2 separate regions of the Homo sapiens genome follow, and region 2 is linked to region 1. Evidence: read pairs that join two places in POLR2A ChIA-PET (ENCODE). Cell type or tissue: GM12878. All regions are shown on one strand. Links, peaks and the distances in the headings refer to the core of each region. The heading gives the core; the rest is flanking DNA.

The links. Peaks named below come from ENCODE experiments on the same cell type or tissue, not always from the same donor. Only the 100,000 strongest peaks of a DNase experiment are listed, where the experiment ranks them.
Region 2: POLR2A ChIA-PET joins it to region 1 with 5 read pairs; 6 of 35 experiments call an interaction of 5 or more read pairs at or near these places.

What each region holds. Positions count from the first base shown.
Region 1 is chr12:51,856,064-51,861,431 of GRCh38, forward strand. No RefSeq gene overlaps it. Among named protein-coding and RNA genes, the nearest start is that of FIGNL2, 10 kb to the left of the region's middle. In GM12878, for the core only: no CTCF peak of the experiment used is centred there; no DNase peak of the experiment used is centred there.
Region 2 is chr12:51,920,236-51,925,541 of GRCh38, forward strand. It overlaps ACVRL1 (activin A receptor like type 1), which reads left to right. Exons shown (of 10, transcript NM_000020.3): 10 at 524-3,126. The coding sequence ends at 658. Among named protein-coding and RNA genes, the nearest start is that of ACVRL1, 15 kb to the left of the region's middle. RefSeq lists enhancers at 2,781-2,830, 3,616-4,447. In GM12878, for the core only: a CTCF peak has its summit at 3,352 (motif pointing left); DNase peaks (open chromatin) are centred at 2,710 and 4,887.

The sequences.
Region 1 (5,368 bases), core at 216-5,215:
ATCCCGGGAATGAAGGAGGCGGGCGGCTTCCCGAACCTGCGCCCTCCACCCCCATCAAGTTGCGCCCTTTCCCCAGATGGAAAGCAGGGGCACTTTGCATTGCGGCAGGGTGGGGAGGCCAGCTAGCCTCCATGCCTACAGCCCCCGCCCCTCCTTTTACCAACACTAATCCACAACGCCCCGCAGCCGAGTCCTGCTCAGCCACCCCATCCCCATGGACCTTGGGCGAGTCCTGCTCCTTCAACTGTAAAATCAGGAGCTTGGATTCAGTGGTTGCAAAACTCCCCACAGATCTCAAAGGCCGAAATGTAGTGACTAAGGCATGCACAGGCTTTGGAGCCAGGTTGCCCGAGTTCAAATCCTGGGCTGCCCTTTACCCTGGGAACTTAAGCCCCTGGGTTGCCGGCTTCCCTCTCGCAAAGTGTGTTTGTTGATACAGCTCCACTCCCTCCCGATGGGAAGGCAAACTCCTCAAAGTCTATAAATCCCGATCCATGTGTAACTCTGCTCAAAACACTAACCAGATCTCCAACCCCAGGCCCCCTCATACCCTGTGCGGATTTTGGCCCCTGGACATTTGCCCAACAACTGGCCACACTTCTGGGAGCTGCGACGGGCACCTGATATCCCTGACGAAGCATCCTTCCCCAGCATGTTTCCATCTTCCCTTGCATCAGTCATAAGGCCGTAAAGCTGTAAATGGTAAAGGCTTACTGGGGCACACAAAAATTTTAAATATAGGAAAACTCTTATTTATTTATTTATTTAGAGACAGAGTCTCACCCTGTCGCCCAGGCTGGAGTGCAGTGGTGTGATCTTGGCTCTCTACAACCTCCACCTCCCGGGTTCAAGTGATTCTCCTGCCTCAGCCTCCTGAGTAGCTGGGATTACAGGCATGCGCCACCACGCTCAACTAATTTTTGTAGGTTTTGTTTGTTTGTTCGTTTGAGTAGAGATGAATTTTCGCCACATTGGCCAGGCTGCTCTCGAACTGCTGACCTCAAGTGATCTGCCCGCCTTGGCCTCCCAAAGTGCTGGGATGATGGGCATGAACCACTGCACCAGCCAGAAAACTCTTATGTTAGGTCATATGTCCTTATTTTTGTTTGGGAAATGCAGGCATTTCCAATGCCACCAGCAATTGCTAGGCATCATGGGTGGTATACACCCCAGGCTCTTATTAACCTATTGGAGGGTTAGAACAAACACACTTCAACAGGGACCCATTCACAAAGTTACCTCTGGAAATATTCCTGAGCTTTTTGCCACAAATCCCTGCCCACTCTCCCTCATAGACTTGTTCCCTGCTTCCCCTTACTCACCTCCTCCTCAGCCCTATTCCTATGCTCCCCTGAATTCAGATCCTCTGCTGCAAGTGCCAGAAAACTCCCCTCATAATGGCTTCTACTATAAGGAAAATACATGATCGTATTTCATCCAATTTAGACACCAATGATGTTAAGAAGCACTGCTGCTTCATGTACTTGATTGATTGATTGATTGATTGATTGATTGATTGATTTTTCAGAGACAGGGTCTTGCTGTGTTGCTCAGGCTGGTCTTGAACTCCTGGGCTGAAGCCATCCTTCCACCTCGGCCTCCCAAAGTGCTGGGATTACAGGCATGAACCACCATACTTCATGTACTTTAGAAAGAAAAAACACTGGCCGGGCGCGGTGGCTCACGCCTGTAATCCCAGCACTTTGGGAGGCTGAGGCGGGTGGATCACAAGATCAGGAGTTCAAGACCAGACTGGCCAACATGGTGAAACCCTGTGTCTACTAAAAATACAACAATTAGCTGGGCGTGGTGGCAGGTGCCTGTAATCCCAGCTATTCAGGAGGCTGAGGCAGGAGAATTGCTTGAAGCCGGGAGGCAGAGGTTGCAGTGAGCCGAGATCCTGCCACTGCACTCCAGCCTGGGTAACAGAGCAAGACTCCATCTGAAAAAAAAAAAAAAAAAAAAAAAGAAAGAAAGAAAAAACACTAAAACTGCGGATTAAAGTGATGATGACTTCTTATCACTTAGAATTTTTATTTTACACTTACTGAAAAGGTTCTCTTAGACTTACTACCTTTGTACTTACGTAACAAGGAAAACATGGGTGAAATAAACTGGTTAAGGTTTTCCTAAAACTTCACCCCATTCAGAGTCTGATTCTTGGATCACTTTTCAATTCCCAGCTGTCAATATCTGTTTTTCCACACAGAATCAGCATCTGGGCCATCTTACAAGTACTGGTGATACAGAACATTTCTTAAAAGTGCTCTACCAGGCTGGGCGTGGTGGCTCACACCTGTAATCCCAGCACTTTGGGAGGCCAAGGTGGGCAGATTACTTGAGGTCAGGAGTTCAAGACCAACCTGGCCAACATGGTGAAACCCCGTCTCTATTAAAAATACAAAAAAATTAGCCTGGCATGGTGGCACACACCTGTAATCCCAGTTACTTGGGAGGCTGAGGCACAAGAGTTGCTTGAACCCAGGAAGCGGAGGTTGCAGTGAGCTGAGATTGCACCACTGCACTCCAGCCTGAGTGACAGAGTGAGACCCCGTCTCAAAAAAAAAAAAAAAAAGTGGGCCGGGCGCAGTGGCTCAAGCCTATAATCCCAGCACTTTGGGATGCCGAGGTGGGCAGATCATCTGAGGTCAGGAGTTCGAGACCAGCCTGGCCAACATGGTGAAACCCCGTCTCTACTAAAAGTACAAAAATTAGCCAGGCGTGGTGGTGGGCGCCTGTAGTCCCAGCTACTCAGGAGGCTGAGGCAGGAGAATCCCTGGAACCCAGGAGGTAGAGATTCTAGCGAGCCGAGATCGTGCCGCTGCACTGTAGCCTGGGCGACAGAGCGAGACTGTCCCCCCCCACCAAAAAAAGTGCTCTACCAAATTATCTATTGCTGCATAAAAGATTACCCCAAATCGGCTGGGCATGGTGGCTCATGCCTGTAATCCCAGCACTTTGGGAGGCCAAGGCGGGCAGATCACCTGAGGTTGGGAGTTCGAGACCACCCTGACCAACATGGAGAAACCCCGTCTCTACTAAAAATACAAAATTAGCCGGGTGTGGTGGCACATGCCTGTTATCCCAGCTGCTCAGGAGGCTGAGGCAGGAGAATTGCTTGAACCCAGGAGGCGGAGTTTGCGGTGAGCCGAGATCACGCCATTTCACTCCAGATTACCCCAAATCTTAGCAGCTTTAAGCAATCAACATTTTATATTATACTTTCTGTGGGTCAGGACTCTGGGTATGGCTTAACTGGGTGGTTCTGGCTCCTGGTCTCTTATGAGGCTGCACTCAAGCTGTCCTCTGGGGGCTGCAGGCATGTGGGACTGGAGAGCCCACTTTCAAGTTCACTCACATGGCTGTGCACAGACCTTGGTTCCTAGCTGGCTACTGGCTAGAGACCACCTCAGGGCCTCAACACATGGGCCTCCCTATAGGCCTCCTAACTGTCTTTATGACATGGCCCTGGCTTCCCACCCCCACAGCAAATGATCCAAGAGAAAGCACAAGTAAGCATTCAAGACAGAAGAGACAGTTTTTTTGTTTTTGTTTTTGTTTTTGAGATGGAGTCTTGCTCTGTCGCCCAACCTAGAGTACAATAGCTCAATCTCAGCTCACTGCAACCTCCGCCTCCCAGGTTCAAGCGATTCTCCCACCTCAGCCAACCGAGTAGCTGGGATTACAGGCACCCGCCATCATGCCCGTCTAATCCATCTAAATTTTGTATTTTTGGAGAGATGGGGTTTCACCCTGTTGGCCAGGCTGGTCTTGAACTCCTGACCTCAGGTGATCTGCCTGCCTCAGCCTCCCAAAGTGCTGGGATTACAGGCATGCCCCACCATGCCTGACTAATTTTGTATTTTTAGTAGAGATGGGGTTTCATCACGTTGGCTGGGCTGGTCTTGAATTCCTGACCTCAGGTGATCCACTCGCCTCAGCCTCCCAAAGTGCTGAGATTACAGGTGTGAGCCACCGTGCCCGGCAGCCATAGTCTTTTTATAACCTAATAGCAGAAGCGACATCACAGAATTTATTTAATTATTTTTTTCAGACAGGGTCTTACTCTGTTGCCCAGGCTGAAGTGCAGTGGCACAATCTCGGCTTACTGCAGGCTCGACCTCCTGGGCTCTGTGATTCTCCTTCCTCAGCTTCCTGAGTAGCTGGGACTACAGGTGTGTGCCACCATGCCTGGCTAATTTTTTTAGTTTTCTGTAGAGACGAGGTCTCCCTATGTTGCCCAGGCTGGTCTCAAATTCCATTTAAGAATGGACACATGGCATGATTTGGCCTATGAGACATAAGGGGATGTTTTGTGGGAAGCTTCTAAAAAGATTTCACAGAGGCTGAAAGAGAAACAGTTTTTCTTGGCCTCTGAATGTCATTGTCTGCCTGTGGTGTCTGAAACTGCAGCATCTACCTTGTGACTTTGAGGGAAGTCAGGATACAAGGACAAAAATCCAGAGGATAAGGATGGCAGAAAAAAGAGAAAGAAATGTGGTGGAATATTTTGAGTGGAAACCTATTCAGCAATAACAATGAGCCAGGCATGAGCTCGTGCCTGTAATCTAATGCTTTGAGAGGCTGAGGCAGGTGGATTGCTTGAGCCTAAGAGTTTGAGACTAGCCTGGGCAACATAGCGAGACCCTGTATCTAAAAAAAAAAAAAAAAAAAAAAAACCAGGGCCGGGTGCGGTGGCTCACGCCTGTAATCCCAGCGCTTTGGGAAGCCGAGGCAGGCAGATCACAAGGTCAGGAGATCGAGACCATCCTGGCTAACATGGTGAAACACCATCTCTACCAAAAATACAAAAAAATTAGCCGGGCTTGGTGGCAGGCGCCTGTAGTCCCAGCTACTCGAGAGGCTGAGGCAGGAGAATGGCGTGAACCCAGGAGGCGGAGCTTGCAGTGAGCCGAGATCGCTCCACTGCACTCCAGACTGGGTGACAGAGCGAGACTCCATCTCAAAAAAAAAAAACAAAAAACTACTGATACAATAAAATGCGTGAATCTCAATACCATTGTCTGAAGCCAAAGGGCCAGACACAGAAGAGTACATACAATATAATTCCATTCATAGGAAGACCTGGAATATGCAAAACTGATCTAGAGGTAAACATCAGATTACCTGTAGCAGGAGGTGGCCGGGGATGGGGGGACTGACTGCCTATGGACAGGAGGGGACTTGCTGCATGATGTCAATATTCCACATCTTGATTGGAATGGTGGTGACCAGGTAAACACTTGTCAAAATTCATCAAACTGTAGTTTTAAAATCTGTGCATCCTGGCCAGGTACAGTGGCTCATGCCCCATAATCCCAGCACTTTGGGATGCCGAGGCAGGCAGATCTCTTGAGTCCAGGAGTTC
Region 2 (5,306 bases), core at 1-5,000, 64 kb after region 1:
TCCCCTGGGCCCAGCCATGGCTGATGGAGGGGCTGGAAGACACTGCCCTCTGCACTGGGGTCTTAGGCTGTGGATGGGGATGTGGGAGCCCCCAGGCTTGAAGAATCGGCCCCTTCCTATGGATCTTGGCAAAGGTGGGGATGGGGGTAAGGTGTTTCACAGACACTGCTTGCCCAAGGGGGCTTGAGTGCTCCTGAAGATCTGAGTTCTCTCTTTCTGTCCGCCCTGTCTTTCTCCATCCCTTTCTCACTCTACTCTCTTCCTCTTCCATTTTTTATTTTTTTGTCATCCTCTGTTCTCTCTCTCACCACTTGTCTTTCCTCTCGCTCTCCTTTCCAATGCTCTCATCTCCCTCCTCTCATCCTTTCTCTCCTGCTTATGTCTCCCCATTACCGGCCATCCTCCTCATCTTCTTCCCATCTTCTCTGACCCACCTCCCTCTGCATCTCTCTCCCGACCCCCTCCTCTTCTCTGCATCTCTCTCTCTGCCTCCTCTCCTCTGCACCTCTCTCCCAACCCCCAGGTCCTCTCAGGCCTAGCTCAGATGATGCGGGAGTGCTGGTACCCAAACCCCTCTGCCCGACTCACCGCGCTGCGGATCAAGAAGACACTACAAAAAATTAGCAACAGTCCAGAGAAGCCTAAAGTGATTCAATAGCCCAGGAGCACCTGATTCCTTTCTGCCTGCAGGGGGCTGGGGGGGTGGGGGGCAGTGGATGGTGCCCTATCTGGGTAGAGGTAGTGTGAGTGTGGTGTGTGCTGGGGATGGGCAGCTGCGCCTGCCTGCTCGGCCCCCAGCCCACCCAGCCAAAAATACAGCTGGGCTGAAACCTGATCCCCTGCTGTCTGGCCTGCTCAAAGCGGCAGGCTCCCTGACGCCTGGCTCTCTCCCCACCCCTATGGCCAGCATGGTGCACCCCCTACCACTCCCGGGACAGGATGCAAAAGAGGCTCCAGAGTCAGAGTGCCAAGCCAGGGAATCCCAGTCCCAGACTCAGAGCCCGGGCCTGCACTTTGCCCCCTGCCCTTGATCAACCCCACTGCCCCACCAGAGCTGCCAGGGTGGCACAGGGCCCTGTCCAGCCCCTGGCACACACTTCCCTGCCAGGCCTCAGCCTCTAGCATAAGCTCCAGAGAGCCAGGGCCCATCAGTTTCTCTCTGTGGATTTGTATCTCAGCTCCATGATGCCTTGGGCTTTCTGTCTCCTCAACAAGAGTGCAGCTTGCTGAATGTCAGCTGCCTGAGAGAGCTGGGGCCTGACTTACTAGGGCATTAAATCCTAAGAGGTCCTACTGAGGTGTGGCAGGATCACAGGCCAGTGGAAAAAGGGCAGGTCAGATGGGCAAGGCCCAGGACTTTCAGATTAACTGAGAGGATATCGAGGCCAAGCATGGCAGGGGGAAGGTCAGTGGGTGTCAAGAGACCCAGGTCTGACCCCGGATGTTTGCTCCATGTGACAAAAGCAGGCCTGTCTCAGGACCTTTTCTTTTCTTTTTTCCTTCTTTTTTTTTTTGACACGGAGTTTCGCTCTTGTTGTCCAGGCTAGAGTGCAATGGCATGATCCCAGCTCACCGCAACGTCTACCTCCCAGGTTCAAATCATTCTCTTGCCTCAGACTCCCGAGTAGCTGGGATTACAGGCACATGCCACCATGCCTGGCTAATTTTGTATATTTAGTAGAAACAGGGTTTCACCATGCTGGCCATGCTGGTCTCGAACTCCTGACCTCAGGTGTTCCACCTACCTCAGCCTCCCAAAGTGCTGGGGTTACAGGTGTGAGCCATCGCGCCTGGCCAGGACCTTTGTTTCTTATCTACATATTGGAAGATTTGGTCCTGATGTCCTTTGAGGCTTCTTTAGCTCTAGTTCTCTGACACTTCAGCCTATATCACAGCTAACTTCTTCAGTCTCATCTATTCCTTATGCTCCAGCCCCTGGCAATTTGCCTCAAGATGGGGGTTTGAAAATAACTTTACCTGACTCAAGGAGTGTCTGGAGCACCTCCTAGTCTAAGTCTGCAAGCTCCAGTTCTTGCCTAAAACCATGCCAGTGGCCACCCTTGGGCTCAGACAGCTCTGGGCCTTTTGACCACAAGCCAGCCCCTCGCCCTCTCTGTGGCATAGTCTTCTCTGCCCCAGGACTGCAGGGCGGCTTCCTCCAAGGCTTCCAAGGCTCAAAAGAAATTTGGCTCCATCCAAGAAGGCTCCAGCTCCCCTACTGGCCCCTGGCTCAGGCCCACACCCCTGGCCAGGCCCAGAGAGTGTGTCTCAGGAGAATTCAATGGCTCTAGAGAGACACACAGAAAGTTTGGCATTTGGAAATTTCAAGGATGTATGTATGCTCACGTATGGAGCAGGTTGTCCTGGTCCCTGGGTGCAGGGAAGTGGGCTGCAGGGAAGTGGATTGGAGGGGAGCTTGAGGAATATAAGGAGCGGGGGTGGAGACTCAGGCTATGGACAAGGACAGCCCCAAGGTTGGGAAGACCTGGCCTTAGTCGTCCTCAGCCTAGGGGCAGGGCAGTGAAGAAAGCTCTCCCCGCTCCTGCTGTAATGACCCAGAGTAGCCTCCCCAGGCCGGCATCTTATGTGTGTCTTCCACCATCCTCATGGTGGCACTTTTCTAGGCCTGTCTCCCAGCATTGTGCAAGGCTCGGAAGAGAACCAGGAAGTGAAACTGGGTGAAAACAGAAAGCTCAATGGATGGGCTAGGTTCCCAGATCATTAGGGCAGAGTTTGCACGTCCTCTGGTCACTGGAATCCACCCAGCCCACGAATCATCTCCCTCTTGAAGGATTTTATTTCTACTGGGTTTTGGAACAAACTCCTGCTGAGACCCCACAGCCAGAAACTGAAAGCAGCAGCTCCCCAAAGCCTGGAAAATCCCTAAGAGAAGGCCTGGGGCAGGAAGTGGAGTGACAGGGGACAGGTAGAGAGAAGGGGGCCCAATGGCCAGGGAGTGAAGGAGGTGGCGTTGCTGAGAGCAGTCTGCACATGCTTCTGTCTGAGTGCAGGAAGGTGTTCCAGGGTCGAAATTACACTTCTCGTACCTGGAGACGCTGTTTGTGGGAGCACTGGGCTCATGCCTGGCACACAATAGGTCTGCAATAAACCATGGTTAAATCCTGAGCTCCGGAGTCTTCCCAGGCCGATGCCTCTGCAGTGGCCCGTCGCAGAGGTCCAGATAAAACCAGAGGGATCCGGGGAGAAGAGGGTCCCAGGATACACGCCCAGCTTTGCCCTTAGACAGGTCACAGTTTCCTCACGCCCCTGCTCAGACCCCCGCGGGGGCCCAAATCTCAGTTCCTACCCCAGATTGGGAGCAGCCTAGTCGCCGCACCTGCCACGTCGCCCTCTGCTGGCCGAGGGCTGCCCAGCGGCCGCCTCCCATCCCCACACAGGGACCGCGGGGCCTTTCCCGGCAGGGTGGGGCAGCCTTCCCCGCACCCGGGGGCCAACGTCTGTGTGCTCACTGACTTGCTGTTCTGCAGGGACTGTCCCCCTAATACCACACCTAGCGAAGAGCGTTCTGCTTCCGAACCGGCAGCTTGGACCCTCCCTCCTCAATTCCTTGTTCTCACTTCCCTTCTCAAATGGGGTCCCCATCTTGCCAGGAGTCAGTCCCCATTCCCAGCATGGGAAGATCCCCTTCCCTGGGGACCTACCTTGTCCTGGGATCAGAAGGCACTTCACACACACATCCCATTCTCACACCCGGAAATTCGGGGCGGGGACATGCTGTGGGGGAGGCAGATACTAAAAGAAGCTGAGAGGGTCCTGGCCCATGGGACTGCCCAGCCTAGAAAATCTGTGCCTTCGTGTTAGACGCCCTCTTAGGGAAACATAGGAAGGGTACACCTTACACCACAGATGACCTTGTGGTCCCTTGCACCCCCAAGGCGGCCTCATGCCTGGAACCTCCTACCCTGGGTTCATGGATCCCCCAACAACACAGCGCCTTCCCAGAGGATTCGGGCACCCGGCCTCAGACCAGCTTTGACGAAATAGGAGCGTTGCTAGCATCCAGCAAAGGCAGCCTTTCCCCTTCCCCTGTGCCTGCCAGACTCTGTCCTTACGTCCTCCCCATGATGTCCAGGCTATGGTGGGAGAGTGGGGAGAAGGGCAGTGGGGAAATTGCAGAGAAAGGGGTACGTGAACGCTGAGCAGGATCTGCGGCAAGATTGGCTCACTGCTCTCCAGTTCTTGCGAAGAGCCCTTGGGAAGTCACCCCGTCCGAGCCCCTGCCTACAAGTAGACCTCAGGGAACCTGCCTGCCTTTGGAGGAAAAAAACCTACTGCTCACTTTACTTCTCTGCAGCTTTGCCCTGACTTCCTCAGGGACCCCAGGCCCCAATTTCCCTATCTAGACAAAGAGGGAGAGGACCATCTGTGTGGTAAAGGCCCTCCCTGAGGGGTGATAGGTGCTATAGCATGCCACAGTGGGGCTGAGGGTAGCTCCTGGAATATGAGCCTTGATGTGGAGGGCCACCCCTTCCCCTGCCAAGGCCTCACCAACAGTTTTTCTCTCCACCCTCCAAGGCACCATCCTCCCTCAGTCCTGCCTTGCACCAGCCTCCAAGGAAGGTGCTGTTTCCTCCATATCCTCACCAACATTAAGATCAACAGCCCAAGAGATGGCAAAGTCCTCACGCCTAGAAGTCCCTGTCCTGGGGGAGGAGTGGGGGGTGCATGTCCTGCGTCCAGTCTCCCAGGGCTGGGACTGATGCTAGCTGTGTAATCATCACTCTGGGTGGGCGACTCTTGGAATGAGCTGCTTCCACCAGGGCCACATTCAGTTTGCTCGAAATAGAGACAGAGGGCTTCTTGACTTTGCATATGATTTGCATAATGTCATAGACACACAGTCTATTTTCAGGCAGTTTTCAGGTTAAAGTGTTGTCACTGCTGCCCTACAGGGTGTCATGTCTGGATGAGTCTCTTCTCTGTTCTTTCTCACCCACCCACTCTTACTGACCTACATCCCCAGCTGCAGGAGCGAATGGTGAGGCAGGGGGAGAATGGGGTTGTCCAGGGAGACACATGGGCAGGGAAATCAAGGGAATTTCCTTATTACCAGCATCACCAGAAACAGAATCTGGTTGCTCAGGGTCAACTGATAGGAAGAGGGTAAGGAATGGGAAGTCAGGTAACCCATCTGCTGTTCTGCACAAACCCTTCCCACCTCTCCTACCAGGAGAACAGCCAGTTCCTGTTTCTCTATTCAGTCTTCTGACAGTTTGAAGAAAGATGTCTAGATAGATAAACCTGTTTCTTTCAGCCACCCATAAAGCCTTGCTTGGCCCAGACAT